Linked DNA regions of Homo sapiens: region 2 is linked to region 1. A link is an interaction called in ENCODE POLR2A ChIA-PET data of the cell type or tissue named here. Cell type or tissue: B cell. All regions are shown on one strand. Each heading gives the region's core, and the rest is flanking DNA. Links, peaks and the distances in the headings are about the cores only. Region 1 overlaps SIPA1L3 (signal induced proliferation associated 1 like 3). Region 2 overlaps SIPA1L3 (signal induced proliferation associated 1 like 3).

What was found. ChIA-PET counts read pairs that join two places held together with the same protein. Peaks named below come from ENCODE experiments on the same cell type or tissue, not always from the same donor. Only the 100,000 strongest peaks of a DNase experiment are listed, where the experiment ranks them.
Region 2: POLR2A ChIA-PET joins it to region 1 with 12 read pairs; 9 of 35 experiments call an interaction of 5 or more read pairs at or near these places.

Annotation. Positions count from the first base shown.
Region 1 is chr19:38,027,792-38,039,483 of GRCh38, forward strand. SIPA1L3 (signal induced proliferation associated 1 like 3) reads left to right here. Exons shown (of 22, transcript NM_015073.3): 2 at 1,298-1,365. Among named protein-coding and RNA genes, the nearest start is that of SIPA1L3, 130 kb to the left of the region's middle. RefSeq lists an enhancer at 9,254-9,755. In B cell, for the core only: CTCF peaks have their summits at 6,202 and 6,405; DNase peaks (open chromatin) are centred at 5,380, 6,100 and 6,590; H3K4me3 peaks cover 1,628 bases; H3K27ac peaks cover 7,266 bases.
Region 2 is chr19:38,079,518-38,091,209 of GRCh38, forward strand. SIPA1L3 (signal induced proliferation associated 1 like 3) reads left to right here. Exons shown (of 22, transcript NM_015073.3): 3 at 1,739-3,582; 4 at 9,204-9,334. The coding sequence starts at 2,049. Among named protein-coding and RNA genes, the nearest start is that of SNORD152, 78 kb to the right of the region's middle. RefSeq lists an enhancer at 1,929-2,482. In B cell, for the core only: no CTCF peak of the experiment used is centred there; no DNase peak of the experiment used is centred there; H3K27ac peaks cover 520 bases.

The DNA.
Region 1 (11,692 bases), core at 2,558-10,557:
TAGGCTTAGTGGGACTATAGACCACTGTGCCTAGCTTAGTATACTTTTGACTGACTGGGCAACCTCAGCTAGTGGGTCCCTTATGAATTCTGTGCCTCAGTTTCCTCATCTGTAACATGAAAGTAATAATAGTATCTTCTTCTTGGGTGATCGGGAGAGTGAAATGAGTCAGCACTTGTCTGCTAGGACAGAGCCGGCACATTGGGAGGGATTGTTATTAGTGAATGGCCATTGCATATAGGACAGCTCTAGACCCTCTCAGCTCTCATCTCCTGACTTAGTGCCCAGCCTCTGCCGGTGCCCAGAATGTGATGCTGAACAATACAGACAGTGCCTTCTCCGCCTGGAGACATTCATTCATCCATGGAATATTCACTTAAATATAAACAAGCATACTAAATATTCAAAGGCATAAATTAATAATATAAAGTTCCAAACCAGGACAAGTATGATTTCTCTGTCATTCCTCTGCTCACAGTTGTCTGAGGAAATGTCCTTAGAATAGCCCTTCATCTGTCCCCCCTGCCACCGCTTGCCCCTCACTCACCCCGTGCCAGCTCCATGGGCCTCCTGACTGCTCCTGAGATGCTCCACATCTGCTCCTGCCCTCTGGAAGGCTCTTTCCCAGGTAGTCACATGATCTGTGGTCTCATGTATTCACATCTCTGTCCCCTCGTCCGGGAGGCCTTCCCCGAGCTCTCCGTTTAAGGTCACAGTCCCATCACTATGGCGTCACCCCGCTAGGTTTCATCAAGGTTCCACTCTGTGACTTTGTATTGTGTATTTGTTTATTGTCCTCCTCCCCTACTAGAATGTCTGCTCTCTGAGGACAGCTACTTTGTCTTGGAGAACCCTGGTTGTATTCCCGGAGCCTGGCACATAGCAGGTGTTCAGTAAATACTTTTTTTTTTTTTTTTTTGAGACAGAGTCTTGCTCCATCACCCAGGCTGGAGTGCAGTGGCACAATCTTGGCTCATTGCAACCTCCACCTCCCGGGTTCAAGTGATTCTCCTGCCTCAGCCTCCCAAGTACCTGGCATGACAGGCGCCCACCACCACGCCCGGCTAATTTTTTGTATTTTTAGTAGAGATGGGGTTTTGCCATGTTGGCCAGGCTGGTCTTGAACTCCTGGCCTCAAGTGATCCGCCTGCCTTGGCCTCCCATAGTGCTGGGATTACACTCAGCCATGTTCAGTAAATACTTGTTGAAAGAGTGAATATGTGACTGACAGCTGGGTATTACTGCAGGAAGGCTTAAGTTGGCCAGAGACCTAACCTCTTCTTTTTCCTCCATGTAGATGCACAGTCTCTGACATCAGCTCTCCTGGGACCCTCCAAGAGCACTAGTGTCTAGAAGGCACTAAGGGTGAGTAAGGCGTGGCTGCTGGTTTGCTTAGAATTTTACAACTCATACACATATTATTTTTTTTAAAATTTTAAAAAAAGAGTATCAAGGGAAAAATGAAAGTTTGCATCGCTGTACTTCTGTCACCCGCAAGCCTAACGTCTACCCCAGAGGTAATTACTGTCAGTCACTGGCTGGGTGCCCTGCCAGACCTTTTCCCATACACAAACATTCCTACATGCACATATACACACTTATTTTGGTTCGTTGTGTGAGAAAAAGGAACCAGGCTATGCAGTGCTTCTTGGCTTGCTTCCACCATCCCCAATAATAGTATGTTTTGAAGATCTTTGCTCATGAGCATACCTCAGCATATCATACATTTCATATACTTTTATTTTTTCTTTACTTTTTAATTCAATTTTTAAACTTTACATAGAGTAAAACCCTCTTTTGGTATATAGTTCTTTGTTTTGTTTTGAGATGGAGTTTCACTTTTGTTGCCCAGGCTGGAGTGCAGTGGCGTGATCTTGGCTCACCGCAACCTCCGCCTCCCGGGTTCAAGCGATTCTCCTGCTTCAGCCTCCGGAGTAGCTGGGATTACTAGGCATGCGCCACCATGACTGGCTAATTTTGTATTTTTAGTAGAGGTGGGGTTTCTCCATGTTGGTCAGGCTGGTTTCGAACTCCCGACCTCAGGTGAACTGCCCACCTCGGCCTCTTTTTTTTTTTTTTTTGAGATGGAGTCTCACTCTGTCACCCAGGCTGGAGTGCAGTGGCGCCATCTCAGCTCACTGCAACCTCCACCTCCCAGGTTCAAGTGATTCTCCGGCCTCAGCCTCCCGAATAGCTGGGATTACAGGCCCCTGACATCATGCCCGGCTGATTTTTGTATTTTTGTAGAGATGAGGTTTCACCATGCTGGCCAGGCTGGTCTTGAACTCCTGACCTCAGGTGATCCATCCGCCTCAGCCTCCCAAAATGCTGGGATTACAGGCATGAACCACCGCACCTGGCCGGTATACAGTTCTTTGAATGGAGACAGATGTAGACAGTTGTGAAACTGCCACCACGATCAAGATTCAGAGCAGCCCCACCGCCCCACTATGTGAATGTACTGGTTTCTCTGTTGGTTAAAAATATGAGCCAGGTGTGGTGGCTCACACCTGTGATCCCAGCACTTTGAGAGGCTGAGGCTCGAGGATCGATTGAGCCCAGGTGCTGGAGACCAGCCTGGGCAACAAAGTGAGACCCTGTCTCTACAAAAAATACAAAAATTAGCTGGGCGTGGTGATGCACACTTGTAGTTCCAGCTACACTGGGGCTAAAGTGGAGGGTCACCTGAACCGGTGGAGGTCAAGGCTGCTGTGAGACCCTGTCTCAAAAAAACCTAAAAATTTAAATAAATAAATAAATACATACATACATACACATGTATGGCATGGGTAATGGGTATTTACACATATTTTATATATATATATGTGGCAAATATATATATATATATATATATATATATGGCAAATACTTACCTGTGCTATATAGGTTTTGAATATGTTATGTTTAGGTTTCTGGGTTGGGTTTGGGTTGGTTTGCTAGTGAACATTCTCTCTTGTTTCTGTGGGTGGGTTCTAAGCAGTGGCATGGGCCCCCAGCTGCATGTCATTTCAGTTTGCAGTGACGCCTTCCTGGACGATTCCCAGCTTTGTTGGGAGGGGCCATTGTCTGATCCTTGAAGAACCAAGAGACCATAACGGTGTGGGAGGTGGAAGGGGGAGGATTGTGGCATTCAGACCCTGGATGCAGGTAGCCGTGTCGGCCAAGCTGCGGGAACTGAGTGGCTGTGGATGGAGTTTCTCTCTCCTGGATGTTTAGTGGGTCTCATCACATTCCCTCATCCTGGCAGTCTTGCCTGGGTACCTGAAGCTTGTGTGTGGGACAGTTGCTAGGGGCCAGATTTCTGTCAAAGGATGCTTCCTGGCACAATTCTTGATTACTTTTATTTTGAAGTGATTTTAGAGTTATAAAAAAGTTGTGAAAATGGTTACAAAGTTCACATGTCTACCCTACATCCAGCTTCCCCCATGTTACCATCTTATACAACCTTAACACAGTGATCAAAACAGGAAATTCACACAACCCAGTACGATTAACTCAATGACAGACATTAATCACATTTCACCAGTTTTTCTGCGGATGTCCTTTTTTCTTCCAAGAGTCTATTCTTGATCCCACATTGCATTTGGTTTTCTTGTCTCCTTAACCTCCTCCGATCTGGAACAATTCCTCCGTCTTTCCTAGCCTTTCATGACCCAGACACTTTGGAAGAGGACTGCTCTGCTATTTTGTTGGGTGTTTCAACTTGGGTTTTTCTGATGTTTTCTCATGACCTGATTGAGGTTATTCATTATTTGGAACAGTGCCACACAGGCAGCATGCCCTTCTCAGTGCGTCATTGTGGGGGTCTGTGACATCAATGCATCATATTTCCGGTAATGTTCACCTAGATCACTTGGTTAAGTTGCTGTGTGCCAGATTTCTCCACAGTAAAGTTACACTTTTCCCTTTGTAATTAATGGCTATCTTGGGGCACTCCAGGCCAGGAGTTTGAAACCAGCTTGTGCAATGAAGTGAGACCCTAGCTCTAAAAAAATAAAATAGAAACAAATTAGCCAGGTGTGGTGGTGCACACCTGTAGTCCCAGCTACTCAGGAGGTTGAGGCAGGAGGATCGCTTGAGCCCAGGATGCGGAGATTGCAGTGAGCTGAGATCGTGCCACTGCACTCCAGTGTGGGTGACAGAGCAAGAGCCTGTCTCTTTAAAACAAAACAAAAATGCTACCTTTGGGGAGAAACTTTGAGGCTATGCTAATATCCCACATCCCGCTTTTCCTCAAACTTCCACCCACTAATTTTACCATCCATTGGTGGCCGGGTCTTGTCTACAGCAGTTACTGCTGTGCTGTTTCCCTGATGGCAGTTTTTGTGTGCCTCTCATTCCATCTACATTTATTAATTGGAACTCTTCTGTAAGGAAGACCTGTCCCTTCCCCCTTATTTCTTTATTTAGTTACTAATTTATATCCTATGGGCTCATAGATACTTGTTTTAATCTAGCACATTCCTTTTTCATGTGATAAAAGCTCCCAAGTTCCAAGTAAATTCCTAGCATTGCCTCTCACACAGCAGGAAGAACGGCACTTTTCCTACGTGGTAACCAGGGCCTTAGGGAACTTGGAAAGAACATGAACAGGTTTCGTTTGTTCATTCATTTATTTTCCTTCACTCAGCAAATATGCATTTGAGCACCTACTATCTGCTTCTAGGCACTAGGGATTCAGGAATGAAAAAACAAACTCCTTACCTTAAGGGAACGGACATCCTACTGGAGAATAAAACAGTAAACAGATAAAAAGTGAATATAGGGCTGGGCATGGTGGCTCACACCTGTAATCCCAACACCTTTGGGAGGCCAAGGTGGGCGGGTCACTTGCGGTCAGGAGTTCAAGACCAGCCTGGCCAACATGGTGGCCGTCTCTACTAAACCCCGTCTCTACTAAAAATACAAAAAAATTAGCCAACCGTGGTGGCACACACCTGTAATCCTAGCTACTTGAGAGGCTGAGGTGGGAGGATCGCTTGAACCCAGAGGCAGAGGTGGCAGTGAGCTGAGGTTGCGCCACTGCACTCCAGCCTGGGCAACAGAGCGAGACTCGGTCTCAAAAAAAAAAAAGAAGTGAATATAGGATAAGTTGGATGTATATAGTGTACATAGGATGTATATAGGAGTATATAGTGATGAATAAAGCAGGGAAGGGGACTGGCCTCACAGGGCAATTTTCGGACAAGGTGGCCAAGGAAGGCCTCTCTGAGGAGGCCCTGAATAGAGGAGGGAGTGAGGCGGTCCCCAGCCTAATTCATCCACAGCCATCCGGGAGATCACAGTCAAATCATCTCCCTTCTGAACACAGTTTCTGTGAAAAGGAAATGTGTTCCCTCTCCAAGGGGCAGCCCTGCTCAGCTGGAGCCAGTCTTATCCCTGAGTATTGCCAGATCTGATGTTCCCCGCAATAGAAAAGGAAAGTGAAAAATTTTTTGCCAGTCCATTGAACCCAAATTATGCAACGTCAGATAATGAATGACTGTGACTATGTTTTGTTTTCATTGTGTTTATTTTTTAAGTTTGCTTTTCTTTGTAGCAAAAGATAGCAATTTTTCATTTTTAGTGGTGATATGGATTCTTTTTAAATATATAAAGCTTGAACATCACTTGAGGGCTGGGTGCAGTGGCTCACTCTATAATCCCAGCTCTTTGGGAGGTCAAGGCAGGAGAATCACTTGAGGCCAAGAGTTTAAGACCAGCCTGGGCAGCAGAGTGAGACTCCATCTCTACAAAAAATGTTTTAAATAGCCAGGCTTGGTGGCATGCACCTGTAGTCCCAGGAACTCGGACGGCTATGGCAGGAGGATCACTTGCGCCCAGGAGGTCGAGGCCATGCTACTGTACTCCAGCCCCGGGCAATAGAGCGAGAGAGATACGTATGTGTGTGTGTGTGTGTGTGTGTGTGCGTGTATGTAAATAATTGTACAGATGGGGAGTAGATACAGCTGAAAAGGAAGGGTGGAACACAGCGACTGGGCTTGGTAAGCACTGTATGGCTCAGCCACCCACTGTTTTTCCTCTGGGTCAGGGGTTCTCAGCAGCGGGCCTGAGCTGAAATTGGCAAACAATTACCATGGGTGTGCGCCTTGAGCCATTTGCATCATGGTATGTGCATTCGGCCAGGAATGTCTTCAAGTTTCAGGAACAGAAACCCCCGCTCACTGCAGCTTGATTGAATGAGGGCTTATTTCTCGCTCACAACAGCACACCTGGAGGTGCTTGGCTGCCAGTGTTAGTTTGGTGGCTGGGCAGTGTCAGGGCAGAGCCGCTTTGATTCTCTTGATCTTTCCCCTCATGGACACATCGCTCCTGCTGCCATGTCGCATAGCCTCCCCTAGCTCCAAGGAAGGTGGCAAATGTTATTTAACTTTTCAGCCTTTCCTGAGGAGGAAGCCAGAGAAAAAATGAATTGAGAGTATCTGTTGGGGTGGCCAGCCAGCACTGCCTGGTTTCATGGGGAAGGAAAAGCAGTAATAATGAACATTAATGGGTGCTGACTCTGTGCCAAGCCCTGCCGTAAGCGCCTCACGTGCATGATCTCATTCAGTTCTTGTAACTACCCTAAGACGTCACTGCTGTGATATCCCCATGGTAATGATGAGGAAACTGAGGCACGAGTGGTGAAGCTGCCTGCCAGGTAGAGGAGCTGGGACAGGGAGGCATGCAGCCTGGGTCCAGGGCCCCTGTTCTTAGCCACTACACTTTGTTGCCTCATAAGAGGTCCGGGGGTGCGGGGGGTGGGGTACAGGGGACCAGGCTGCTCACTGTCTGGCCTGGGTTTAAATTCTTCCAGCAAGGGCAGAGCCCAGCAGTGTGTTTTGCTTTGGGGAAGTTGTGATCATTAAAAAACTGTCTTGTGAATCACATCCGCCCCTGTGTAACTAACTACCTCCCACTGGTTCAGGTCTAGTCCTCGGGAGAGCACCAGCTGCACGTCTTATTCCTGGCAGCCCTGCAGGGACTTACAAGTGGCTGAGGGAACCCCTCTTGGCCTCCCTTTTTCCAAACTATACCTGTGCTTTTAGTTATTCTTCCCAGGATGAGCCTTCTAGCCTTTTCTTTCTCTGGAGGTCTGCTGGTTGATTGCGCACACATTTGATATGCGCCTCCCCTGCCCGTCCCTGTAGAGTAGTGGGGATGCAGTGGTGACTGGACCAGCCTCATGGCTGGGTGGCTCTGCCCTCATGCGGCTCCCCATCCGGTGAGGGAAGCAGACCTTCAGACCCCAGAGTGGTCAGGTCTGTGATCGGGGAAGCCCAGGGGAGTGGGAACCCAGTGGAGGTGCCTAACCCAGCCTAGGGGTCAAAGAGGGCTCCTGGAAGCAGCTTTTGGGCTTTGGAGGTGGAATAGAGATTCATCAAGGAGCCGTTTCTACCATCTTCTCCACCTGCCTTTCTTCAGTGAAACTCTCACGACAGCTCTCCTTTCTGAACTTCTGTTTCCCTCCTCAGTAAAATGAAAGATTCAGACTTGGGTCTCCATCCATCCTTCCAACCAACCATCATTGATTGGGCACCTCCCATGTTCCTGCTCCTCTTGCTGGGCACGAGGCTTACCCTGGTATACAGTATGTTGGGAAGTTCTGCAGGTAAACAACCCAGAGTGATAAGAGTTCTAATAGGGGAAGCCACGGGGCTGTGGGAACCCCAAGAAGGCACCTAACGGTGACTTGGAGTTTGGGGACAGGCTTCTCCAGGGAGATGAAAGCAAAAATGGGTTGACACGGTGGCCAAGAGCACAGCTTTCCGGAATCCAGCTGACCTGGGGTCTAGTCATAGCTGAGCCCGTGACTAGCCCTAAATGGGCAGCTTAACTGTGGGTGCTTCCATTTTCTCCCAAGGTGGTTGTAAGGATTAAGATGGGATTATGAATTTCAAGTACCTAGGACAGTACCTGGCACGAGAAGTCGCATAATAGATGATAATGAGATGATGATGATGAGATGATGGTGGTGGCGGTGGTGGAGGTGGTGATGATGATAATGAGGAGGAGGAGGATGGTGGCAGCTTGCATTCATTAGCCCTTACTGCATGTTGGAGGTTAGGTGGCTTAGTAACAGCCTATAAGATAATAAGCGTGAGCTGCTGCTGTTGTGATTATTCATTCACCAGACATGTGAGGGGTCGCCCTGCACCCAGCCCTGAGCTGGCACAGGCCTAGGTGTAGCAGGACTGTGTTCTGGGAGCAGAGTTCATACAGCGAAAGCCTGGGCCAGGAATTTCATGGGCCAAGTTGGGAGTTTCTTTGGTGTGTGTTGGAGACCCATGGCTCCTGGCCTCCTGGTCCCCTTTCTTGTTCATTCCTGAGACTTTTCAGCACTGGCCTCAAGAGTGTAGGCTGCCCTTGACCTCTGTGGCCAGAACGCATGGATGCTCTGCTCAGCCCATCAGCCAAGCCCCAAATTAGACCTGACAGTGTGATTTATTCTCTGGGATGGAGCCGGGAGGGCACAGCCCCAGTGGGTGATTCGGAGGGAAGGTTGTCAGCCCGAATTAGCCCAGACCTTTCATGCAGCCTTGCTGGTTCAGCTTCCTCTGGCTAAGAGGGTTTTCCAGGGTGTTGCTGGCTTCAGCACTGCCTCCTTCCCCGTCCCCAGGGACGGACACTTGGCTGTGATCCCTAAGGAGCGTGTGTCCCGAGGGCTGCCCAGGCAGGCCCTGTCTGAAGGCAGTGGAGGCTTTGGGTCATTTCATCTGCCCCCTCAGGAGCACAGAGTCGCAGCTCCGTGGAGTGCTTGGCCCATTCCCCGCTTCTGTTCTTTCACTGAGTTCCGTGCTGGGTGGCTGGTGGCCGTTTCCCTGCTCCACACCTTCCGGTCGGTGATCACAGTGTCTCTGCTTTCTAGCTGCCTTCATTCATTCACAGGAATGCCTCTGATGGGCGAGTTTCTGCTGCAGTAACAAATTAACCCTGAAATCCTAGAGGTTGGACACAACAGATGTCCATTTCTTACTTGTGACATGGGCAGGTCAGGTGGGAGGGCTTAACCTTGTACCTCAGGGACCCAGGCTGACAGGAGCTCCCCCCACTCGCCCCATCCCGGCCTGCCCCTGTCTTGGAGCCTCACAGGCTGCAGAGACACCACAGCAGAAGGGGACGGAGAGGTGCACAGCAGCACTTAGATGCCGAGGCCCAGAAGCCACGTGTTCACTTCCACCTGCACCCAGAACTGTCACACGGTCCTGCCTAACTACAAGGGACTAGAAATACGATACTCAGTGAGCAGTAACTCTCATAGCCACAGTGGACTGGTGGGGTATTTATGCAGCACCTACTGTGTGCCAGGCCTTCTCAGGGCTCTAGAAATGCAGAGGTGTCCCCCTGCCTTCCTGGAGCTCATAGTTTAGTGGTGGAAACAGAATTGAAGTAATTACAGCAACAGCTGTGTGATTATGTCTGCACTAAGTGCTCTGGCAGAGGAGCCCAGAGGGCCGTGACAGCATATCTGAGAGCCCGGACATGTCTTGAGAGGTCAGGGAACGTCTGTCATAAGGACTGACGTTTGGGAGGAGGCCTGAAGGATAAGTAGACCTTCCCCCAGTGGGGGCGAGGAATGGGGAGAGAGTCCCTGGTAGAGGGAACCGCATCAGCAGAGCTCCGGACGTGGGAAGGAGCTTGACTCTGCGAAGGAACTGGAAGAAGACCTGTGTAACTGCAGGGTCAAGAGCTGGGAGAGGTAGGTGGGGGCAGATGGTGCCGGGTCTGGCTGGCGGTGAGGAGGAGGCTGGGACTTGGAACACCTGCCTTTTGGAGCTGTTGAAAGAATCAAATGAGCTCAGTCATTCTCTTAACAAATGCTGAGTTCCCACTCTTTGGCAGGGGGTGTTCCAGCAGTGAACAAGACGACAAATATCCCTGTTCTCAGAGCTGGCATTCGAGGAGCGGGACACAGGCAGTGAACCAGGCAGATACATAGGATAATTTTTACCTGGTGAAAAAAACTGCTGACCAGTAAATAGAGTAAAACAATAAGGAGCGTATGGATTGGAGGCTTTTGGCTCCAGGTAACGGCAACCCCCATTCATGCAGACTTAAGCAGTCAGGCCCCCCACCTCCAAGTCTGAGGGTTCTTTGGACCCTGTGAGCTGGTGACACAGCAGCTCAACAATAGCCTGGGGGACTGTCTGTCACGGTGCCTTCATCTTAAAGCAGGCACCTTCCATGGTCAGAGGATGGCAGGTAGGGATGCCCTGGGCAGTGTCAGGGCAGGTAGCGGGAGATTTTTCAAACTCTGCATGTCCCAAGGATCTGCCACTAGCGTGCCTTGGTGACAGTGAATTATAGAAGCCAGTGTGAGAGTAAGGAGGAAGCTGTTGCTCTAGTCTAGGCTGGAGATGCCAGAGGATGGGGCCAGGGTAAGGAGCATGGAGGGAGAGGAGGGGGCAGGTTCTGGGTACGGTTTGGAGGTAGAGTGGACAGGACTTGCTAATGGCATGGCTGCTGGAAAGGAGTTCTGAGCAGACACACACAGATGTCCACTGTGCACTGTATCTTCCTCATGTAAAAGTCATGTGCAGGCCAGACGAGGTGGCTCATTCCTGTAATCCCAGCACTTTGGGAGGCCCAGGTGAGCAGATCACCTGTCAGGAGTTCGAGACCAGCCTGGCCAGCATGGTGAAACCCCATCTCTACTAAAAATACAAAAATTAGCCAGGCATGGTGGTGGGCGCCTGTAATCCCAGCTGCTCAGGAGGCTGAGGCAGGGAGAATTGCTTGAACTCAGGAGGCAGAGGTTGCAGTGAGCCAAGATCACGTCACTGCACTGTAGCCTGGGTGACAGCGAGACTCCGTCTCAAAAAAAAAAAAAAAAAAGTCATGTGCATGTTACAGTCTGAGAAATCCTACAGGAAAGAAACCCGCTTCTTTGACTATGGAGCACTTTTCTTTTTGAAAGACACCCAGGAACATCTTCTACAGTGTAATTTGGAAAATGTTTAATAATGATTCCCATCCTTGCTGTACATTAGAATTATGTTGGCAACTTTAAGAAATCCCAAGGCCTGGGTCTCACCCTTGACCAATTCAGTTAGAGTTACTGAGCGACATTATAAAGCTGTATTATTTGTTTGCATTTCTTTAATTTTTTAATTTTAATTTTTATTTTTTGGAGACACAGTCTCACTTTGTCGCCCAGGCTGGAGTGCAGTGGCACAATCTTGGCTCACCACAACCTCCGCCTCCGAGGTTCAAGCAATTCTTATACCTCAGCCTCCTGAGTAGCTGGACCACAGGCGTGCACCACCACGCCTGGCTAATTTTTTGTATTTTAGTAGAGACAAGCTTTCACCATGTTGCCCAGGGTGGTCTCGAACTCCTGAGCTCAGACAATCCACCTGCCTTGGCCTCCCAAAGTGCTAGGATTACAGGCATGAGCCACCTTGCCTAGCCTGCATTTCTGATTATCAAAGTAATGCTTGTTTGTTGTTTAAAAAAAGAAATCAAAGGACCCATAATGCCCCAAGATAATCACTTTTATGAGCTGGTGTGTGTCTTCCAGATTTTTTTCAACACTTGTACCTAAAAAATGCCATACGTGCCCCAAAACAAAGTGGTTCGATAGCTTTCCAAAGAGATGAAAAAAAGTTTGCCAGCGGGGGGTGGGGGTGGTGGGGGTGGGGGTCGGGCATGGTGGCTCACGCCTGTAATCCCAGCAATTTGGGAGGCTGAGGCGGGTGAATCACTTGAGGCC
Region 2 (11,692 bases), core at 1,576-9,575, 51 kb after region 1:
GTGATTTGGGAAGGTTTTTGTGTTTGTTTTTGTTTTTGGGGATTTTTTTTTTTTTTTGAGATAGGATCTCGCTTTGTTGCCCAGGCTGGAGTGCAGTGGTGTGATCGTGGCTCATGCAATCTCAACCTCCCGGGTTCGAGTGATCCTTTTACCTCAGCCCCCTGAGTAGCTGGGACTACAGGCACATGCCACCATGCCTGGCTAATTTTTGTATTTTTAGTAGAGATGGGGTTTTGCCATGTTGGCCAGGCTGGTCTTGAGCTGCTGGGCTCAAGTGATCCACCCGCCTTGGCCTCCCAAAGTGCTGGGACTGCAGGTGTGAGCCACCGTGCCCAGCCGGAAGTCCCCATGGAAGAACTGACATCATGGGAAGGAACCAGCCCCAAGAAGGACTGAGGAAGGATATCAGATGTCCTGGATAAGGTTTGGTGCATCAGAACAGAAAAGAAGGCCAGTATGATCAGAGCTTAGTCAGGGATGGGGAGAGACATGGAAGCCAGATCCTGCGGGGCTTGTGGAGCAGGGGAAGGAGTTTGGATGGTGTTTTAATGCAGTAAGTAGTCACTGGGGAGATCTCAGTGAAAAAGTGATGGGCTCTGATTTACCCAGTCATAGTCTGCAGTAACCACATGGATTTCTAGAGACATTCCTTCTGCAGCTTTCCTCCCCAAACTCCACTGGTGCTCATGTTGACTCATCTGTCATTTTCACTTCCTTTCTGGCAGAGTAGCTGAGCTGAGCAAACAACAGAGCAGGTGGACAATAGTCTGGCCTCTGCATGAAGCCACCAGTTCACAGGAAATACAGGGGGCAGAGGAACATGTTAAGTGGCACCTCAGGGATCCTGAAAGTGGGGAAATCCACAGGACAGGTGACCCCTTTCCTTCAACAAGTAAAGAGCATCAAAATAAAGGAAGGTGGCCATTGTAGAGTAGAGGAGACTTGAGAAAATACCTGCATAAGCAGAGGATGATTTCGAACAAACCAGCTCACAAAAGACACCTGCGAGACAATGATGGGAAATGTAATGCAGGCAGGGTAGTGCATGACATTAAAGAATTCTTGTTAATGTAGATGAGTATGATAATGTTACTGTGATTTTTTTTTTTAAATCTTATGTACTAGAGATACAAGCTAAAATATTTATGGGTGAAATGACCTGATGTCTGGCCAGGTATGGTGGTTCATGCCTGTAATCCCAGCACTTTGGGAGGCTGAGGCGGGCGGGGATTGCCTGAGGCCAGGAGTTTGAGACCAGTTTGGCCAATATGACAAAACCCCGTCTCTACTAAAAATAAGAAAAATTAGCCGGGCATGGTAGCACATGCTGGAATTCCAGCTACTTGGGAGGCTGAGGCAGGAGAATCATTCGAACCTTCGAGGTGGATGTTGCAATGAGCCAAGCACATGCCACTGCACTCCAGCCTGGGTGACAGAGCGAGACTCTGTCTCAAAAAAAAAAAAAAATGATGTCTGGGGTTTACTCTAAAACATTCTATCAGAAACAAAGAAGGTCACAAGGCTGGGTGAATAGATGAAATGGGAATGGAAAATAGTTAGTGGTTGTTGGAGCTGATGGGTGACTCAGTCTCCTCTCTGCTTTTGAGTATGTTTGCAAATTTCCATAATAAAAAGATTTTTTAAATGAGTAAGGCTGTCAAGAAAAGTCACATGTCCCACTTTCTGGGAGCAGTAACACGGCCATCGCAGCTCATATTTTCCTTTTCTTCCATTTCAGCATGGCGAGGACAACATCCTTGCTGCCTCCAGCTGGCGGGCGACCACAGCTACTGCCTGCTCTGCGCTACTGAGCCACTCGGTCTGGAGCCCCCAGGACAGCACCTGCTTCCTGAGGTTGTCCTGGCTCAGCTGTGCACAGCGATGGTGGAGAACTGGACTCCACAGGCTCACAACCTTCCTGTCAGGTTTCAGGGCCCAGCATCCTTCATCCTGGGCCTGGCTGCCCTGAACAATGGCTGAGGGCTGGGGGACCCCATAGAGTGACACCACAGCGTACGGGGCCAGCAGCACTCCAGTGCCCGTGGACTATGACCACCTATCGGGCCATCCCCAGCGATGGTGTGGACCTGGCAGCCAGCTGTGGCGCCAGGGTGGGCGATGTCCTCCCTGGGCCACACACAGGGGACTACGCTCCCTTGGGATTCTGGGCCCAGAATGGCAGCATGTCCCAGCCTCTTGGCGAGAGCCCGGCCACCGCCACCGCCACCGCCACCGCCACCACCCGCCCCAGCCCCACCACTCCCGCAATGCCCAAGATGGGCGTGCGCGCAAGGGTGGCCGACTGGCCGCCCAAGCGGGAGGCCCTGAGAGAGCACAGCAACCCAAGCCCCTCCCAGGACACAGATGGCACAAAGGCCACCAAGATGGCCCATTCCATGAGGAGCATACAGAACGGACAGCCCCCCACCAGCACCCCGGCTTCCTCAGGGTCCAAAGCCTTCCACCGACTCTCCAGGAGAAGGTCCAAAGACGTGGAGTTCCAGGACGGGTGGCCCCGGTCCCCCGGCAGGGCCTTCCTCCCCCTTCGGCACCGCAGCAGCAGCGAGATCACCCTCAGCGAGTGTGACGCGGAGGACGCGGGGGAGCCGCGGGGGGCCCGGCACACGGGGGCGCTGCCCCTCTTCCGCGAGTACGGGAGCACCTCGTCCATCGACGTGCAGGGCATGCCCGAGCAGAGCTTCTTCGACATCCTGAACGAGTTCCGCAGCGAGCAGCCCGACGCCCGAGGGTGCCAGGCCCTCACCGAGCTCCTCCGGGCAGATCCTGGCCCACACCTCATGGGGGGCGGCGGCGGAGCCAAGGGGGACTCCCACAACGGGCAGCCCGCCAAGGACAGCCTCCTGCCACTGCAGCCCACGAAGGAGAAGGAGAAGGCCCGGAAGAAACCTGCGCGGGGCCTCGGCGGCGGGGACACGGTGGACTCGTCCATCTTTCGGAAGCTAAGGAGCAGCAAACCCGAGGGGGAGGCTGGGCGTTCCCCGGGGGAGGCCGACGAGGGCCGGAGCCCCCCGGAAGCCAGCAGGCCGTGGGTGTGTCAGAAGAGCTTCGCCCACTTCGACGTGCAGAGCATGCTGTTCGACCTCAACGAGGCGGCCGCCAACAGGGTGTCGGTGTCGCAGCGGCGGAACACCACCACGGGTGCTTCGGCCGCTTCCGCCGCCTCGGCCATGGCCTCCCTCACGGCCTCGCGGGCCCACAGCCTCGGAGGCCTGGACCCGGCCTTCACCAGCACAGAGGACCTAAACTGCAAGGAGAACTTGGAGCAGGACCTCGGCGATGACAACAGCAACGACCTGCTGCTCAGCTGCCCGCACTTCCGCAATGAGATCGGGGGCGAGTGTGAGCGCAACGTGAGCTTCTCCCGGGCTTCCGTGGGCTCCCCGAGCAGCGGCGAGGGCCACCTGGCAGAGCCCGCCCTGAGCGCCTACCGCACCAACGCCAGCATCTCGGTGTTGGAAGTTCCCAAGGAGCAGCAGCGGACGCAGAGTCGGCCCCGGCAGTACAGCATCGAGCATGTGGACCTGGGCGCCCGCTACTACCAGGATTACTTCGTGGGCAAAGGTGACGGATGGCGTGTGGGTGGGAAGGTTGGGTGGGCCGAGGCTTGCCTCCGAGACCCCCACTACTCATTCATTCACTCTGTGCCAGGCCCTGCTCTGGCACTGAGGATGTGGCGGGAACAGAGACCTCCCTTCTGGAGGGCTGTGAGGATCCGGTGAGCAGAGCCACCCGGGCCTCAGCCCTGTGTCTGACACAGCAGCACTCCATAAACCTTGAGCTACAGGACACAGCTCTGCATTTACTCAGCACATATGGACTTGGGGACAGCTCAGTGCCAGGCACTCTCTAGAGCCTGGGGATGTAGTATCAACCAGCTTAAAACAAATGTTCTGTCTTCCTAGTACTTATAATGTTTTCATGGGTAACACAAACATAGAACAGGATAAATACGAAAAATACACAAGGGATTGTAGGCTGCTAAATGCAGTGGAAAAGAGTACAGCAGGGAAGAAGGAAATGGAGTGTCGGAGGGTGGGGGCAGATCCCAGTGGGGGATGGTCAGAGGGGGCCTCCGAGGCAGGTGCAGTTTGAGTACCAAGCTGAAGTCACCATGTGCAAATTGCAGACACTGTTCCCAGAACAGAGCAGCGAATACAAAAGTCTTGGAACTGCCCGGCGCAGTGGCTCACGCCTGTAATCCCAGCACTTTGGGAGGCTGAGGCAGGCGGATCACTTGAGGTCAGGAGTTCAAGACCAGCTTGGCCAACATGGTGAAACCGCATCTCTACTAAAAATACAAAAAAATTAGCCAGGCATGGTGACATGTGGCTGTAATCCCAGCTACTTGGGAGGCTGAGGTAGGAGAATCGCTTGAACCCAGGAGGCAGATGTTGCGGTGGGCTGAGATCATGCCACTGCACTCCAGCCTGGGTGACAGAGTGAGACTCTGTCTCAAAAAAAAAAAAAAAAAAAAATTGAGAATTGCTTGTAACTGCTAGTAACAGGCTTAAACAACATAGAAGGGACTCTCCTGTGAAGAAATCCAGAGTTCAGCAGCCCAGGGCTGGTATGGTCAGTCTTAAGCATCAGTATGGTCAGCCTTAGTGCATGGCATGATCCCCCACTGCTCCACACCAAGATGGCTGCTGGAGTGCCAGGCGTCACATCTGTGTTTCCAGGCAGAGAAAAAGAGGAAAGGGTAAGGACAAAAAGGCAGACCTCTTGTCAAGTCAACCCCCTTATGCCCTTATGCCTAGTGTTTCATTATTGGAACGCTAAGCATGTGGGAGTTATAGCCTACTGCTCAAGGACATTGCCAGGGTCTGAATTTTTACTTGTGGAAAAATTCAAAAAATTGCAGCCTCCGGCATAAATGCGTTAAAGAGCTTTCTCAGAAGCCCGGTCCAACTACTTGCACTTAGTGGCCACACCTGTGTGCAAAAGAGGCTGGGAAACGCAGGTTTTTAGCTAGACAAAGTTTTTCTTTTCCAAGAATAGAGGGCTTTTCTTAAAAAAAAAAAAAAAAAAAAAAGACGAAGTACTAGCAGCTAGTACCCCACAGCAGCTAGGTTTTTTTTTGTTGTTTTTTTCTTTTTCTTTTTTTTTTTTTTTTTTTGAGGCAGTCTCGCTCTGTCGCCTCGCCCAGGCTGGAGTACAGTGGCGCGATCTCAGCTCACTGCAGCCTCTGCCTCCTGGGTTCACGCGATTCTCCTGCCTCAGCCTCCTGAGTAGCTGGGATTACAGGCGCTCGCTATCATGCCCAGCTAATTTTTGTAGTTTTAGTAGAGACAGGGTTTCTCCATGTTGGCCAGGCTGGTCTCGAACTCCTGACCTCAGGTGATCCACCCACCTTGGCCTCCCAAAGAGTTGGGATTACAGGCGTGAGCCACCATGCCCAGCTCACAGCAACTAGTTTTTAAAAATATTTAAAGTAATATCCTTGTCAAACATAACAAATGTCAGTTAAGTCATCCCACAGGACACTGGAGCTCCAACTTGGAGTCAGACAGCCCTCGGTTTGGGGTATCTGTTCCATAGCTGATCCACGTGATACGTTTTACCCTTCAGACTGTGTGACAAATGAAGATGATTATATCAATATCACATGCACAAACAGAATGACACAGAGATTGAAAAGAAAGGGATAAAAAAGAAGTTCCAGGCCGGGCACGGTGGCTCACGCTTGTAATCCCAGCACTTTGGGAGGCCAAGGTGGGTGATCACAAGGTCAGGAGATTGAGACCATCCTGGCTAACACGGTGAAACCCTGTCTCTACTAAAAATACAAAAAATTAGCCGGGCATGGTGGTGGGCGCCTGTAGTCCCAGCTACTCGGGAGGCTGAGGCAGGAGAATGGCATGAACCCGGGAGGCAGAGCTTGCAGTGAGCCGAGATCGCGCCACTGCGCTCCAGCCTGGGCAACAGAGTGAGACTCCGTCTCAAAAAAAAAAAAAAAAAAAAGAAGTTCCAGACAGTTGCTTACAAGGAAAAAGCCAATGAGGCAATGTCAGTATCACATGAAATAGATGTAAAGGTTGAAAGCACCTTTTAGAGGAACTAAGGAGGCCATTTCATGTTTCTTAAAGTTCGCCAAGAAATTCTGGTAGTTGTGAACCTTCGTATACCTGGCAACTTGGTTTAGGGGTACCTAGATTTAAAAAATGGATCAGGCTGGCTGAGCGCATTGGCTCATGCCTGTAATCCCCGCACTTTGGGAGGCCCGAGGCGGGCAGATCACGTGGGGTCAGGAGTTTAAGACCAGCCTGGCCAGCATGGTGAGACCCTGTCTCCACTAAAAAATACAAAAATTAGCTGGGCGTGGTGGCGGGTGCCTGTAATCCCAGCTACTTGGGAGGCTGAGGCCGGAGAATCGCTTGAAGCTGGAAGGCAGAGGTTGCAGTGAGCCGAGATCGCACCATCACAATCCAGCCTGGGCGACAGAGTGAGACTCTGTCCCCTCAACCAAAACAAAACAAAAAAAAAACGCTACGGGGAGAAGTAGAAAAACTCACAACCATAGCGGGAGAAGTGCACAGATTATCTCTCTGAAGTTGACAGAATCTAGTAGCTGAAAAATAAGGATTTAGAGGATTTAGATAACCTAATGAAAACTTGATTTTACACTGTATATGTATTAACTTTGTACCTAACCAACAAAGAACACATTCTTTTCAACCTACACGTACAAATACGTACATGAAAGGAATGTGGATCAAATAAAGATCAAATAAGATTATACATTAAAATACTTAGTTCTTTGTTAGGCAGGTAGGAAGTACTCATCCTGGAGCTTTAAAAAAAAAAGCCGTTTTCTTTTTAAAAATTTCTTTGTAGCCCTGAAAGCTGTTAAAGAAAAAAACGTTCTGGCCAAGCACAAGGGCTCCCTGAAAGTGTAATTCCACCACTTTCGGAGGCCGAGGTAGGATGATTACTTGCCCCAGGAGTTAGAGACCAGCCTGGGCAACATAGTGAGACCTCAAAAAAAGGTTAAAAATTTAGCCAGGTGTGGTGGTGCATGTCTGTAGTCCCAACTGTTGTGGAGGCTGAGATGGGAGGATCGCTTCAGCCCTAGAGGCAGAGGTTGCAGTGAGCCATGATTGCACCACTGCACTCCAGCCTGAGTGACACAGCAATACCCTGTCTCAAAAAACAAAAACTCTTCAATAATATTTGTTAAAGCACAGTAAAGAATGTATTCAGAACCATCACAGCAGGCATAGGGACCACTGCAGCGGAGTCTGGCAGTAGGGAAGAGAGATTGGGCTTAACTCTGAATACAGCGTAGTCAAGTAGGAATTTATAGCCAAGAAGCAAGGTGGGGATCAGTGCATGGAAGAAACTATTAAGAAGAAATGTCAGAGGTAAGGAAGATTCTGGCTAAACCAACCTAATGTTGCTGATGACACGCCAGGATGATCAGACATCACCTTTGGATGGTGGAAGATGAAGAGCTTGATCAGGTGTTGAAGATGTCCAGATATTGAGGATAAGGTTGGGGGGCAGGGTTCTTGCTAAACTGACTTAGCGCAGGGTTCTTTGTTAAAACTGGATTTTACAAGGAGGTGCACAGATGGGCCTAGGAGAAGATTCCAAAGCCTGACTAAAGTTTGGCCAAGCAAAGAATCTTTGTCAAAGCTAGTAAATAAGTCATTGGTCAGTGTTTATTGAGTGCCTACTATATGCTAGGATTCGCAAGGAGCTAGATATGCATTGATGGAAAAAGCAACAACCCCTGTAGCTGCTTCAGGAATAAGCTGGTATTTGTGATCTGTAGAGTACAATGTTTATTCCATTCTCTGATCAGCTGGAGATTGTTGAACCCCCTGCAGATGCTGTTCTGATCGGGGTCATTAATTACCACACAGTATTTTGCCCTTAGACTAGCCTTTGATTTGCCAAGAGCATCTCATGAGAACCAGAACCATCAGTTAAACATTCAGTGTACCAGTACAATTTCCGGTGGTGGGTAGATGCTAACTTTGTGGACTTGGATCAAGACAGACCGCTGGCGGATACCCACACAAGCATGAGATACTTGGGTTATACATCAGGAAGAACTATTTGCCTGGAAGGGTTATAAGATAGTAGCATGTTTTAGAAAAAAAGAGGAGGCAGCTGTCAGGTAGACGAGGGAGCAGGAGGTGTGTCCCATGCCTGGCTAAAGCCTCTGTTACCCTAAGGGAAAAAACAGCAGTGTTGGCCGGGCACGGTGGCTCACGCCTGTAATCCCAGCACTTTGGGAGGCCGAGGTGGGCAGATCACAAGGTCAGGAGATCGGGACCATCATGGCTAACATGGTGAAACCCCGTCTCTGCTAAAAATATAAGAAATTAGCCAGGCGCGGTGGCGGGCGCCTGTAGTCCCAGCTACTCGGGAGGCTGAGGCAGGAGAATGGAGTGAACCCGGGAGGTGGAGCTTGCAGTGAGCCGAGATCGCGCCAATGCCCTCCAGTCTGGACAACAGTCTCAAAAAGAAAAAAAAAGAAAAAAAGCAGTGTTGAAGTTACCTAGGTAAAGAAACATGGTGAGATAAAGGTGATGCCTAGGGGCCCCTATCGTGGTCCCTGACAGGCACCAACAACTGGGGATGGTCATTGCCAACACTCATCATGTGCGTACTATGTGCCTGGCACGGTGCTGAAGGCTGGGTCCACCTTTAACTTTACGGCTGAAAATGCTATCTAGCGACTTGGCTGGGGCCAGACATCTATTAAGGGGCAGAGCCCAGGTGTGAGGAGGCTCTCTAGAATCTTTCTTAACAGTTTCACAAGGGCTAATCCGCAGTTAAACCAAGTGGACCATTTGCAAACACGGGATTAATCGCAGTGATGCTGGGTTGATGGCATGCCATGCACTGTACTAAGTGTTTCATATTTGTAGCTTCATTTTTGCCTTCACATCCACTCTCTGAATTGTGGGTGGCATCAAGGTCCTGTTTTCTCAGATGAGAGCGCTGAGGCTCAGAAAAGTTCTGTGGCTTGGCAGGTGGTACAGTAAGGTGGGCTTTTGCCTCTTACAGTGTCTCCACTGGGGGTGTCTGTGACCAGGCATGAGGTTTGCGTGACCAGCATCCCACAGATTGCACAGGACCCTGCCTGGTCGCCCTGTCTGCAGGCCTGCTGGGCATCAGGGCCCCTCCTTCCCAGACAGCTGAGCCTGAACTCGCCTGCTCTTCCTTCTTAGAACATGCCAATTACTTCGGCGTGGATGAGAAGCTGGGGCCAGTGGCTGTGAGCATTAAGCGGGAGAAGCTGGAAGACCACAAGGAGCACGGACCTCAGTACCAGTACAGGATCATCTTCCGGACCCGCGAGGTAGGTCCCATCACTCTCGTTCTTATTAAAGAAATCATAGCCACTCACATCTCGAGCCAGGTTCTGGGGGCAAACGCTTCCCCAGCTTCATCTCATGGAATCCTCCCAACAACCCCGGGAGAGCAATCCTGTTAGTCTCTCCATCTCACAGAGGAAGAAACTAAGACGCAGAATTTAAATGACTTCTGGCCAGGCATGGTGGCTCACGCCTGTAATCCCAGCACTTTGGGAAGCTTGGCGGGTGGCTCACTTGAGATCAAGAGTTCAAGACCAGCCTGACCAACATGGCGAAACCCCATCTCTACCAAAAATACAAATTAGCCAGGTGTGGTAGCACGCGCCTGTAATCCCAGCTATTGGGGAGACTGAGCCAGGTGAATTGCTTGAACCTGAGAGGCAGAGGCTGCAGTGAGCTGAGTTTATGCCACTGCACTCCAGCCTGCCAGCCTGGGTGACAGAGTGGTGAGACTGTGTCTCAAAAAAAAAAAAAAAAAAAGAAAAAAAAAATTAAATGATTTCTATAGGATCAGTGAACCAGTAGCCAGACCAAGATTTCAGTCCAGGGTGTCTGACTTCAGAGCCCAACATTACAAAACCTGTTTGCAAGAGATTAGCTCTAATAAGCATAAGAAATAAAAGGGAAGGTAAGGGATCATTTTAGGAACATGAGGTGTCCTACGTAATGGAAAGAATTAAGGCAACAAGCCTCAGGCAGGACAGGAACTGGGGACTCTCAACCACAGGTACTGCTGTTATGCCAATCAGCTCAAGGTACTCCCAATGTGTCACTTTCCATTCTGAGTAGAGAAGCCCATGGTCCTGGCTGGAAGCCTTCCCCTGGATTAAATGTCAACTGTAGCTAGTGAGGAAGGCCTGTTGGGGCACCCATGCTCTATTAGGACTCTAAATTGTAAGTGACAGAAATCTATTTCTAACTTGCTTAAGTCAGAAATAGCATTCATTGGTTCATGTAACTGCAAATCTAGGGGTAGGGCAAACTTCCGGCATAGCTGGACTTAGAGACTCAAATGCAGTCTCCAGAACTCTGCTTCTTTAACTCTCTGCTTGGCTCTGCTTTTTGCATCGCGAGTGTCATTTTCTTCTGCCACTAACAAGCTCTCACCATGTCATGGGAACATGGAGATGGGCTGCTCAAATCTACTTCTTTGCACTGTCTCTTCCAAAAGGCTCAGACTGGCCAGGCGCAGTGGCTCACTCTTGTAATCCCAGCACTTTGGGAGGCCGAGGCAGGCAGGTCACCTGAGGTCAGGAGTTCGAGACCAGCCTGGCCAACATGGTAAAACCCCGTCTCTACTAAAAATACAAAAATTAGCTGGGCGTGGTGGCAGGCACCTGTAATCCTAGCTACTCAGGAGGCTGAGACAGGAGAATTGCTTGAACCCGGGAGGCAGAGGTTGCAGTGAGCTGAGATCGCGCCATTGTACTCCAGCCTAGGTGACAAATGCAAAACTCCATCTCAAAAAAAAAAAAAAAAAAGGCTTACACTGATTTATCTGGGAAGAACTCTGGCTCTGCTTTAGATCACAAGCCCAAGTCCTGAGCCAGTCGCTGTGATCAGGGGTGGTAGAGGAAACTGCCCGGTCTAGCATGTGTTACCCACCTTGGGTCCAGGGGCAGGGCCAGGCACTGTGATTGACAGTTCCACCAGAGCTCCCTGGAGGAGGAGGCAGGGCAGATCCTCAGCAAAAAGAGGGGACCCAGGGAAGCAGAAATGACAGAGAGGCCCAGAAGACCCAAATAAGGAAGACCTTTCAGAAAAGTGGCATTTGCCAGCTAGGCAGGCCCTCCAAAATGGGTCTCCCTCAGCCTGCATTGCCCCAGCCCCTTGGGCCTGGCCTTTGCCCAGACATGGACGCCTAGCAGGCTGAGGCTGCCAAGGACTTGACTGTGGGGCCAGCCAAGTCCTGGACCTCATCCAGGCTGGCAGATGCAGCTCGGAGTGCCCTCGCCCCATCCCCTGACCAAGACCTTCCCACTGAGTTGGGGGAATGGGATGGCATGGAGGCTTTGCAGTAGCCAGGAAGAGGCAGCCCTAAAGCCATGTGCGCCAAACCACAGGTGGTCACCAGCCTCTGTCTCCCCAGCCCTCTCCTCCCTCTACCCACCTTTCTGGCCAGATGAGCACCAGAGCAGAATGAGAGGTGACAGCTCACACTGCATCTGGCTGTTTTAGGACATATGGGCAACTGCTGGGTGGTGAAATGACGCCTACAGTCATATACTTATAAATAGGCTGGGTGCAGCGGCTCACACCTGTAATCCCAGCACTTTGGGAGGCCAAGGCAGGTGGGTCCCTTGAGCCCTGGAGTTCGAGACCAGCCTGGCCAATATGGTAAA